Linked DNA regions of Homo sapiens: region 1 is linked to region 2. A link is a contact called in ENCODE Hi-C or POLR2A ChIA-PET data. All regions are on one chromosome and are shown on one strand. Each heading gives the region's core, a stretch centred on a gene start or an enhancer-like site at or near the end of the contact. The rest is flanking DNA. Distances are from core to core; before and after follow the strand shown. Region 1 overlaps LINC01484 (long intergenic non-protein coding RNA 1484). Region 2 overlaps CPEB4 (cytoplasmic polyadenylation element binding protein 4).

Region 1 (5,062 bases), core at 545-3,044, 210 kb before region 2:
GGCCAGGCCAGCCCCTGCAGGATTTTCTGATGTCAAATCGCCTGTCCTGTGCCCGAGCCCTATCGCCTTAGCAGAATGAGGACACGTGCCTCCCCTGGGCCTCCCCACCGTGGCCTGAGTGAGTGTCTCTCCGGCTGCAGTGTTTGCAGTCAGCAGGTCAAGAGGGGACCCTCCTGCCCTGCTCCCATGGGGCTGCTGCTCCTTCTAGCAGTCCCAGCTTAACACCCACACTTCTTATACTGGTCCCAGGGCCCTCTATGGGTTAGGGTGTAGAAGGAGGTTGTGTTGGTTAAAAACACCAGGTGGAAATCTCTTTTCTCTGAATGCTGATGGAGTGCTGTTAGGGAGACAGTTCTTTTCAGTCTAGTTGGATCCTGGGTGAAGACTCAGGCCTCGCTCAAGAAGGGAGACCACCCATATGTGCTGTCACGTGTTTCCAGGGAGGAGGCTGGAAGTCCAAGATCAAGGTCCTAGTAGGTTTGGCCTCTGGTGAGGGCTCTCTTCATGGCCAGGAGCTTCTCCCACTCCTGGGCACAGATGGGCCCTGTTAGACTGTTGCCTTGCTCCCAATCAATCATGCCCCCTCCCACTGCCTCTGGGGTTGTGTCTGTGATGTCCTCTTCCTGGGGACAAATGCAGCTTCAGCTGCTATAGGCTGGGACTGTGGCCCTCCCTGCACCAGTCCCAGGGCCCAGCTTCCCCAGGCCACTAGCGTTGCTCCAGGAACAGTGTCCAAGTCAGTCCCGACTGCTAATAGAATCCCACGGACTGAGTGGCTTCAGGAACAGGAATTTATTTCTCACAGTTCTGGAAGTCCAAGATCAGGGTGCTGGCAGATTTGGCTCCTGGTAAGGGCTCTCTTCAGGCTTGCAGACAGCTGCCTTCTTGCTGTAACCTCACATGGTGGAGAGAAAACTCTGGTGTCTCTTCCTTTTCTTATAACGGCACTAATTCCATCATGGATCCCCCCACCCTCATGACCTCATTGAAACCTAATGACCTTTCAGAGGCCCCACTTCCTAATACTGTCACACTGGGGGTAGGGCTTCCACATACCAATTTGGAGACACACAAACATTTAGTCCATAAAAAATGGGCAGGTGGCCCAGACTAAGCTAATCACATCCTTTCCTGGGCCTGTCAGGAACCTTCTCTGGCTTTTGGTTTGTTTGTATTTTAAAATAGAAATAGGCAGATCTGTGAGAAGGTGAGGTGAGAGTTGCAGGCAGCCACCTACCTGCCCAGGGGAGGAGGCCCTTTTGCAATAGGAAAGAATGAAAACAGCACAAAGAGAGACGTGGAGGAGGAAGACGGAGAAGGAGGGGCGCTTTCGCCTCCCTGGACCCAGTGGGCCCTGAGATCTGCTTCTAACCTGTCTTTTCTCTATTGATTTTTGTCAGCTAATAAGTCTTTCTTTCTACATATATTCATTGAAGTTCCATTTGTTTTCCTTGCCAGTAAAAGAATGCTGACAACCTCAGGATTGGGCAAGGAGCTAGTCCTTTTCCCCTCTTGAGAGATGGGGTAGCAGAGTAGTAGGAGCAGAGCGGCCAGGCTGTCTGGATTTGAAGTTGTACGTGTTGGTCTGGGCAAAATTTTCAACTTCCTGCGCCTCAGTTTCTTATCTGTAAAGTGGGGTTAATAATAGTGCCCACCTCGTGCAGTCAGGGATGAGGATTAAGTGAGTTATATGTGTAAGGTGCTTTGCACACTGCCTGGTGTGCAGTCAGCTCAGCATCTGTGAGCTGATTTCCATCTCCCTTGGGTCTTGTGGCCTGTGAACACAGCCTTACTTGGCGCAAGTGCTGAAGGAAATGGAACGCACCCTGAGTGAGACAGCAGTACTCTCTTGTGACCCAGTTAGTAGCCAGCTGGCAGATTTCTGGTATTGCTCACTGCTGAGGGGCCGCTGGGTGCCTGATGAGTCCTGGGAAATGCCTGGGGCAGGGTGGCTGGCCTGGGCCTGTCTGCCCTGGGTTGCCCCTCCCAGAGCTCTCAGCATGGCAGCACTAAGGCCAGCTGGACCCTACTTGGGAGGATAGAGAAGTGGAAAGAACCCTGGGCCTGCAACCCAGCAGTTGTACACCGTGGTTTCCTAGAGGAACTCATGCACATGTGTCCTGGAGACCTGCAAGAGGACAGCACCATGGAGATGACCAGCAACTAATACCACCCAAAGGTCCACCAACAGGAGAATGGATACCCCAGCAGGGGTGCATGCATGCAACGGAACACACCACGTACTGGTGAGAGTGAATCAATGTCGGTCACACGCATCAACGCCGATGAGGCTGAGACTCGTAATATCAAATTTAGAATTGCAAGTAGCAGAAGGATCAAAGTTATATTTGTAATAAAGCTTAAACACAAGCAAATCGAGCACTGTATTGTTTAGGCACACATTCACATTTGGTAAAGACATAAAGCAAAGCAAGGGAACGAGACAAAAATGAAATCCCAGAGTAATCAGGTGGTCAGGTCTTGGGGGGTGGCGTGGAGTTGGGGAAGGGCATCAGAGTGGATCTCACCTCAGCTCCGACTGCTTTGGGAAGTTCTAGTTCTGACATGGAGTGGTGGGTTCACAGCTGTTTGATTGCTTGTTATGCTTTATAACAATATAAACTGCATATGTTCAGTTGAAATATTTCATAATAAAGGTTTTTTAAAAAAGAACATTGGGCTCATCTTTCCCATCAGATACAGGCATTTTTGTTTTGAATTTCTATTTCCTTTTTTTAATGAGCAAGGATCGTTTGCCTCTGAAAATATAAATTAAAAAAAAAAATAAGGCTGGGCACAGTGGCTCACGCCTGTCATCCTAGTACTTTGGGAGGCCGAGGTGGGTGGATCACTTGAAGTCAGGAGTTCGAGACCAGCCTGGGCAACATGGTGAAACCCCATCTCTACCAAAAATATAAAAAATTAGCCAGGCGTGGAGGCGTGCGTCTGTAATCCCAGCTACTTGGGAGGCTGAGGCAGGAGAATCGCTTGAACCCGGGGGGCAGAGGTTGCACGAGCCGACATTGTGTCACTGCACTCCAGCCTGGGTGACAGAGCGAGACTCCATCTCAAAAATAAATAAATTATTTAAATATTTTTTTAGAAAAAGCACTGGATTTGCAGTTGGGAGCACAAGACTTGGGGTTGCCCCTTCCCACAACCACTGTCATTGCTGGGACCTCTGCAGCCATCTCCTCCCGGCCTCCATCCTCACCCACTCCATTTCAGTCTCTGTTTGGCCCCCAGCTGAGTTATCTTTGTAACCATAAATGGCATTCGCTCATTTTACTGCTTCCTGAAGTCCAAGCCTGTTCTTTTCAACCATGTTTCTCCCTGTTCCTCTTCACCATTTGTATGTAGCCAGATGTAGAGTTCATGGAACCAAAAACCTGCCTTCTGCTTCTGTGTCTTTGCTCAAGCTGTACCTGGGAAAATAAGTCATCAGGTCTGAGCACCAGCGTCTGGGTCTCAGTGCTCAGCATGCAAAAGAGACTGGGTTTAGGCTCTGTCACTCACCATGAATTCTACACGGAATGACTTTTCTGTCCCTAAGTGATCCTTCCAGGCTCATTTCAGGCAACACCTCTTCCAGGAAGCCTTCCCTGATATCCAGCCTTTATTCTCACAGCTCCTCTGGTAATCCCTATCAAAGTACCCTGAGATTTCCACAGTACTTTGGAATTTTCTGTGTATGTGCCTCCTCCACTAGACTACCTACTCCCCAAAGGCAAAAACTGGGTCTTATTTTGTTTGTCTCAATAGCAACTGTACCAGCCGTGGCATGGTGGCACTCAAATGGTAACGCCCTGAGGGAAAGGTTTTGCCTGTTTTGCTCATCTATGTATTCTAAGTGCCTAGAACACTGCCTGGCATATGGTAGCTGTGCTGCAAATGGTTATCGAGTGAATGAATAAATGTTAACCTGTACTGAGTACTGAGTAAAGTTCTATTGCTTGGAAGCTGTGTGAGCTTTGGTGAGACACTTAACGTCTCTGAGCCTCCCTTTCTCCCTCTGTCAATGGGGAGATTAATAGTACTATTCTTGAAGGATCACCATGAGATTTGGCAGAAAGATGCATGTGACAGAGCCTAGAAAATGGCAGGTGCACAGCCCGCGCTGCTTCATATGGATTTAACCCTGGCCCCAGTGGCCTCAGGCAAATTCCCAGTGGCTCTGAGGTTGTCCATCTGAGCTCAGAGTCCCCGCTCAGCCTCCCTGGGTGGTCCATGGGAAAAGGGGGTCGCAGGTCTGTGCTCCTCCTCCTTAGCCACGGGCCAGTGACCCCTAGGGTCACCTCTGACTGCTGGGTCCGTGGATCTATTGTGCAGGGCCTGTTGGTGGCTGGGCAGCCTCACTGAGTCTCCAGAGCCCAGCTGGTCAGTGCAGCCAAGGTCATGGTCCTCATTCCTTGAATGGCTCTTTCTTTAAATTGACGCAAACTCTTCTTCAGCAGCCACAGGTAGCTCCTAACGCAGCCAGCTGTCTGAGCACTCTCTTAGGTCCCTTTGGGTCCTAAAATGCTAGAGAGGGGGCAGGATAGATGGAGGAGGTGTCACACAGACCTAGCTCCAGCGCTGCCTTCCCCAGCTTCTGGCTGTCTGACCTGACCTGGCTGTCTGACCTGTCTGCAAGTGACTTCACATCTCAGAGCCTCAGTCTCCAAGTCTGTTTTTTTCTGTTTTTTTGTTTTTGTGTGTTTGTTTGTTTTTTGAGACAGAGTCTTGCTCTGTCACCAAGGCTGGAGTGCAGTGGCACGATCTTGGCTCACTACAACCTCTGCCTCCTGGGTTCAAGCAATTCTCCTGCCTCAACCTCCCGAGTAGCTGGGATTAAAGGAACGTGCCACCAGTCCCAGCTAATTTTGGTATTTTTAGAGGAGACGGTTTTGTCATGTTGGCCAGGATGGTCTCAAACTCCTGATCTCATGTGATCCACCCGCCTCATCCTCCCAAAGTGCTGGGATTACAGGCGTGAGTCACCGTGCCCGGCCCAGTCTCCACATCTTGTAAGTGGGGAGATAAAACCTATCTAAGGGGGATATTATGAGGAGCAGAGAGAAGG
Region 2 (5,253 bases), core at 291-2,790:
CCAGTCTTTTACATATCCCCATGGTGCCCAGGAAACCTATTGCATATGTAGAGGAAGTAGTGGAAGCATGTTATACATCACTGCCTCACGTGTTTCATGCATCGCTTTATTTTAAGAGCTATGGATCTACTCCAAAAATGCTATGTATTTAATTCCTGACTGCCAAAGGTGTTGTGACCTTGCATTTTAAAACACTTTCATATTTTTTCTTGCTTTATCTACGTGTTAAATTTAGAGACCCTTCCCTGACTATTTTTCATTGCTGTAAATTTGTTTGAAACAAATGCTTAAATGAGTGGGCAAGTGATGATTCCATCTGTGCTTCTTTTCTTTGTTGCTAAGCAAAAGAATTTATAATAACCTTTCTAGAAGAAAATCATGAAACTCAAGTTGAAAGTTTAGTACACAAAGCTTGTTTCATCAGTTTTATAAAAGTTTTTTTTATATCATTGTAAGAGAGTGGCTGTGGGGATTATTTAAATTCTGTATCTTTACAGTTGGGATAGAATTTAGTGCTACTTAAAAATATGTAATAAATAATAGGAAACCTTAACTTTTCTTTCGATACACCATTTTACTAATATTCCTATATTCCAAATTGCAGTCACTTAGTTGACTTAGAGAACACATGTTGTATACTGGTAGAGAGGCATTAGAACAAGTATTTTATACAGATACTGACTCTGTGCAGGCTGAAATAGCTCTGGAAACCTGCTATGAGAGTTGCTAAATTTTGTCACTTATTTATTTCATATGTTATAAATTTGAAGTAATTTGGGAATAAATAATTTTTTTTCAAAATGAAAGGAAGTCCTACTAAAATAGGTTCTGTTGCTTTAATATTAGAATGATTTATTTCAGGTAGGAATGGTGGGGAGAGTATATAATTTCTTACAGTATTTAACCTTTTTCTATTTAAATTGGTTTGCCTGTGGCAAAATAAGAACAGATTACTGGTACCCTAACCTCCAACCTTTTTAAAGGATTAGATGGACATTTTCCTTTAAGGGACATTTAATGGGGCAGATTCAAAGTACCATAAAGAAGAAGTGGATAGGCTGGGCGTGGTGGCTCACGCCTGTAATCCCAGGGCTTTGGGAGGCCAAGGTGGGTGGATCACCAGGAGTTCAAGACCAGCCTGGCCAACATGGTGAAACCCGTCTCTACTAAAAATGTAAAAATTAGCAGGGCGCGGTAGCGGGCGCCTGTAATCCCAGCTACTTGGGAGGCTGAGGCAGGAGAACCGCTTGAACCTGGCAGGCGGAGGTTGCAGTGAGCCAAGATCAAGCCATTGCACTCCAGCCTGGGCGACAAGACTGAAACTCCATCTCAAAGAAATAAAAAAGAAGAAGAAATGGATAACGCAAACCAGTTAATTTTACTCGGATTTATAATCAAATTTCTCCTTCCAAGTAAATTATTAGTGTGTGGTATCAAATGTGTCTGGCGAATTGAGGGATCTTTAAATATCATTAAGTCTTTAAGACTCAGAGTCGGCCGGCAGCTGCCTGCGTGTCTGGCTGAAGCCTTCCTGAACTAGGCTGGCTCTTTCTTGCTCGGTTTGGATGATACCAAGTAATTCAAAGTAGCGTAACAGGGGAGTGACTTAAGTCTCCTAAGAATTAGAAAGTTGCCTTAATTCTCAAAGCCTCATAAGTAATGGAGGACGTTAAATAGCAAAGAGTATAATTTAAACTGGGCTACAATTAAATGTGTGTGTGGCTATGTAGGAATGAAGCGTGTTTCTTCTCCTCCTGTACTCTCCCTCTCTTGACTGCGGAAATGGAACATCCTAAACAGTCTTTCTCTTGCCTTGGCTTAGCTGTGCTGTAGGATGGGACCTGGGCTTCTGTGTTGAGGTAACTTCTATTGTGAGGAAGAAGAGGGCGAAATTGTGTGGCATGATTTTTTTGTATGAAAAGTGAAGGGCCTATTCTTAATTTTGAACAACTGCCTGCTTTCTGATTTACTTTTGATCCGGATTTGTTGGATTCCTCACTGTACTGTGTAGGTTGAGCTTACAAAGGTGTGGATTTTGAGCAGTGCGATTACCCCCTTTCAGATTTGGGGTTGCTGTTGTTTTTGTCTTTGGGTTTTTATAAGGCGGGGAGGGTAAGGGGAAATGCCTAGGAAAGAAAATCATGTGATGTATGTGAATGCCGACATCGTCATAGGATCGGACTGAAGCCTTTCTCCCTCTAGCCTCTGAATGGAAACCAACTCAGTTCAAACTAAATGCATCTTGTGCATGGGCCAGATCCTCATCTGCCCCGTTTACTTACATAACACATACTAGTCAATCGAAAATAGTGATCCTCTGCCCTCTACCTGCCACACATTCGTGATTGAATATTTAACCCTTGTTTTTATTTGGTCTGAAAATCAAATAAGCAGTTGCCACAAAGGGGGAATTTGTCTTATGTCATCCATGATGTGGGTCCGTAATTACTTAAGCAGCCCCTTTATCTTAATCCTGAACATTGAACACAAGGAATCCTATTTTGAGGCCATGAAAATCGGTTATCGTTTTATTCTTTGTTACCTGAGTGAGAGGTGAGGGTAACGGTGGGCGAGTAGATGGGGGAAGTATTATAATAGTAAACTTTTAATGTTATTAGAAGGTTAAACATACATTTAAAAGATTTTTTTAATACATAATTTTTTCTTTTCAGTTGTAGTAAAGTTCCCTTATAATATGGTTATTATGACTTAATATTGTTTGACATACATTCAGGGCAGGGATTTAACTATGTGTGGTAGATAAAAACTTAGAGATAAATAAGAAAACAAGCAACAATCAGGTAACAAATTAACAAGTACTTTTCTTTAATGTTTTGCTTTGTCATATTAAGTTTTGTGTACAATTTAAGCTTATGTTTTACCATCTGGACAGGCAAAAATAGTAATCTCCACTCAGAAATGAAATCAGAATGACAATTAAGTAGTAAGATTTTCAGACTTTGTCCACAGTTTGTCAATGATAAATATTAGGGACCTTCCTACTGTAAAAAAGAGAAGGGGCCCCACAATATTTATGGGGATACATGTCATTCATGTGCCACATCTAAATTAATAGAGTGTATTGTGCACCTTTAATAGTGTCACTTGGTTTTTCTGTTTTCCTTCTATAATAAAATTCTATAGAGGTGACTCTTGCTGTCTCATTTCCTGGCAGCTACAAAAACAGCCCAAATATCTGCTTAATAAAAAAGCCCTTTGTTGTCTATGAAGGTCTTAAGGCTTTCCTTGATCTTGTTATATAATCCATGACGATGTTATTTGCTGACTTTGGGGGAGGGGAAGAAATGCCACCTGATTCATAGTTGTCATAAAAATATCCAAGATTCTCTGCATTTAGTTTAGCAACAGGAACGAGGGAACAGTTCACAATTGTGCCACAGAATTATTACTTCCCAAAACTCCTGCATGGACTTTCTACCTGAATGTTGTATGCAGTTGATTCATTTATCAACTGTATGTGCCTGGATTGTGAATTTCTTGTTTTTCCCCCTCACATTACCATTATCCTTACTACCAAAACTAAAAAGGAGGAGAGAGAAAATTCTCTGAAATTGTTCTTGCTTAGCCCTGTACAATTAGCCATACAATTTGTAAAAGGAATACTTTTTAAGAAGGTTTAAACTAGTCACTACTTTTCAAATCAGACATTGAGATGGTCAGGCTGCCTCTGGGCTTCATTATTTTATCTAATTGACTGATTCTGAATTCAGTCCTACACCACTGCACTCAGTTCTAAAAGCAAGGCTTTGTTTTATTCTGGGTATTACCTGGTAACCAGTCAATTAAGAACATTAGTGGAACTCTGAAGGGAAAGCACTTCCATAATCTCTTTGGAATCCAGTTGGGTTGATGCCAGTTGCTGTGTATTGGAAAAGAGAAGGAGGAATCAACCAATTAGAGCCCCCTTTTAGTGCTTGAGAAACCAACAATAAAGAGCAAGTCTTAATTCTGAAGAGCAGCCCTGATTAATTGAAATATAAATAACTTTTAAAAATCTAACTTCTGCTGGCTATAATATTCCAAATAATAAATGTCTGGCATGGTTGACTAAATAGAGGTATTTAAACCAGCTGCCTGATTTCTTTATTGTAATGATCGGAAGTTGTTAGCATATAACAGACTTTTCCAAATGTTACGAAATAAAAGGAGAAGTGTTCAGGGTTGTGTTCAAACCTGGTTTGGCCACTAGTAGTGCCTTAGATTGGTCACTTCTCTCTAGACCTCAATTTCCTCACCTGTAAACGGAGGGGTTGAACTTAATGATCTTTACATTACCATCAGCAATTCAGTCTTACATTACAAAACTGGAGGTACAGTTTTATATTTTAAAACTGAAGGTTTTTATGGTGTAATGACTGAAAGTAGCCCATGAATATCATGTGATTCTGGGTGTGGCAGTATTTCATATGGAGTAGTTTGTATAAGGGCTATAATCAGAGATCAGATTTAGTCGGTTGAGTGAAGGCTTTGGGTCTAAACTACATCTTTTCTTTTTGAGATAGGCCTAAAAATATTATGTTTAGAAAACAGTTGTTTAAACTTGGCCTCGTGAAATGTTTTTGTTCTCCATTTGTGAACCATGGGCCTCTTCAGCCATGGGAATTATTTGATAGAGCCTGTGAACCCATTAGTGACCAGGCATTCCAGTTAGATGATAGATGTCACTTGTGTATGCATGATTATCTTCCAAAAGCATGTGGATGCTGATGTAATGCAATTAAAATACATTTAAAGGTGTTGCTGAGTTCATAGTAGCCTTCTGATATTAAGATTTTTTTTTGTTTTTGTTCTGTTTTACTTAGGGTAGAGACAGGGGTAGGAGTCTTCAGTTATTATTATGGAGGAAAGCCTCTCTGAAATATTTTGATCAAAGTAGGTCTTAATAGTTATTACAACAGATTATGAAATACTGCTCTAGAGAACTTCCCTAATTTTTCTGCTTTATACTCTTGCCATTAGAATGCTCCTTGTTACAAAAAAGAACATAACATAAAAAAGGAATTTAACAGAGGAAATGGTGAGGAGGAGGACAGGGAGGAGTGAGGAGGCTACTGACGCTCTCCTAAATTGTCCTCTCCACCAAGTAGCATTTTGGAGCTTCCTGACATCTGAAGCCATCTTTATTCCTTTGTAGCAGGGTTAAGAATATGGGCTGCTGAGGCTACATCCTGCATGATGCCAGGGGGTAGAGGGAGCCATCTGACGAGATGGGTGCACTCCGTGTTGTATAAC

What was found. A loop is a pair of places that touch in the nucleus more often than their neighbours do. ChIA-PET counts read pairs that join two places held with the same protein, here RNA polymerase II (POLR2A). Pooled maps may share reads with other maps.
Region 1: a map of naive thymus-derived CD4-positive, alpha-beta T cell shows a loop between it and region 2 (1.8-fold over the local background). The contact joins two enhancer-like sites. A Hi-C loop is called at or near these places in 3 of 168 maps with a recorded cell type or tissue (CD4-positive, alpha-beta memory T cell, OCI-LY7 and naive thymus-derived CD4-positive, alpha-beta T cell), 2 of 37 single-sample maps with no recorded cell type and 6 of 50 pooled maps. POLR2A ChIA-PET finds 5 or more read pairs at or near these places in 1 of 52 experiments (OCI-LY7).

The regions. Positions count from the first base shown.
Region 1 is chr5:173,705,748-173,710,809 of GRCh38, forward strand. It overlaps LINC01484 (long intergenic non-protein coding RNA 1484), which reads right to left. Exons shown (of 3, transcript NR_108027.1): 3 at 1,852-2,128. It overlaps LOC107984118 (a long non-coding RNA gene), which reads right to left. Exons shown (of 2, transcript XR_007059059.1): 2 at 2,326-4,521. It overlaps LINC01942 (long intergenic non-protein coding RNA 1942), which reads left to right. Exons shown (of 3, transcript NR_146727.1): 3 at 1-102. Among named protein-coding and RNA genes, the nearest start is that of LINC01942, 19 kb to the left of the region's middle. RefSeq lists an enhancer at 1,478-1,978. Within about 2 kb of position 1,795, at least 11 of the 41 ENCODE cell types and tissues checked have a DNase peak (open chromatin) inside an H3K27ac peak, as active enhancers do; they include OCI-LY7, where a contact is called at or near this core.
Region 2 is chr5:173,916,396-173,921,648 of GRCh38, forward strand. The region is part of intron 2 of CPEB4 (cytoplasmic polyadenylation element binding protein 4); the gene reads left to right. Among named protein-coding and RNA genes, the nearest start is that of CPEB4, 31 kb to the left of the region's middle. RefSeq lists an enhancer at 1,608-1,867. Within about 2 kb of position 1,541, at least 39 of the 41 ENCODE cell types and tissues checked have a DNase peak (open chromatin) inside an H3K27ac peak, as active enhancers do; they include OCI-LY7, where a contact is called at or near this core.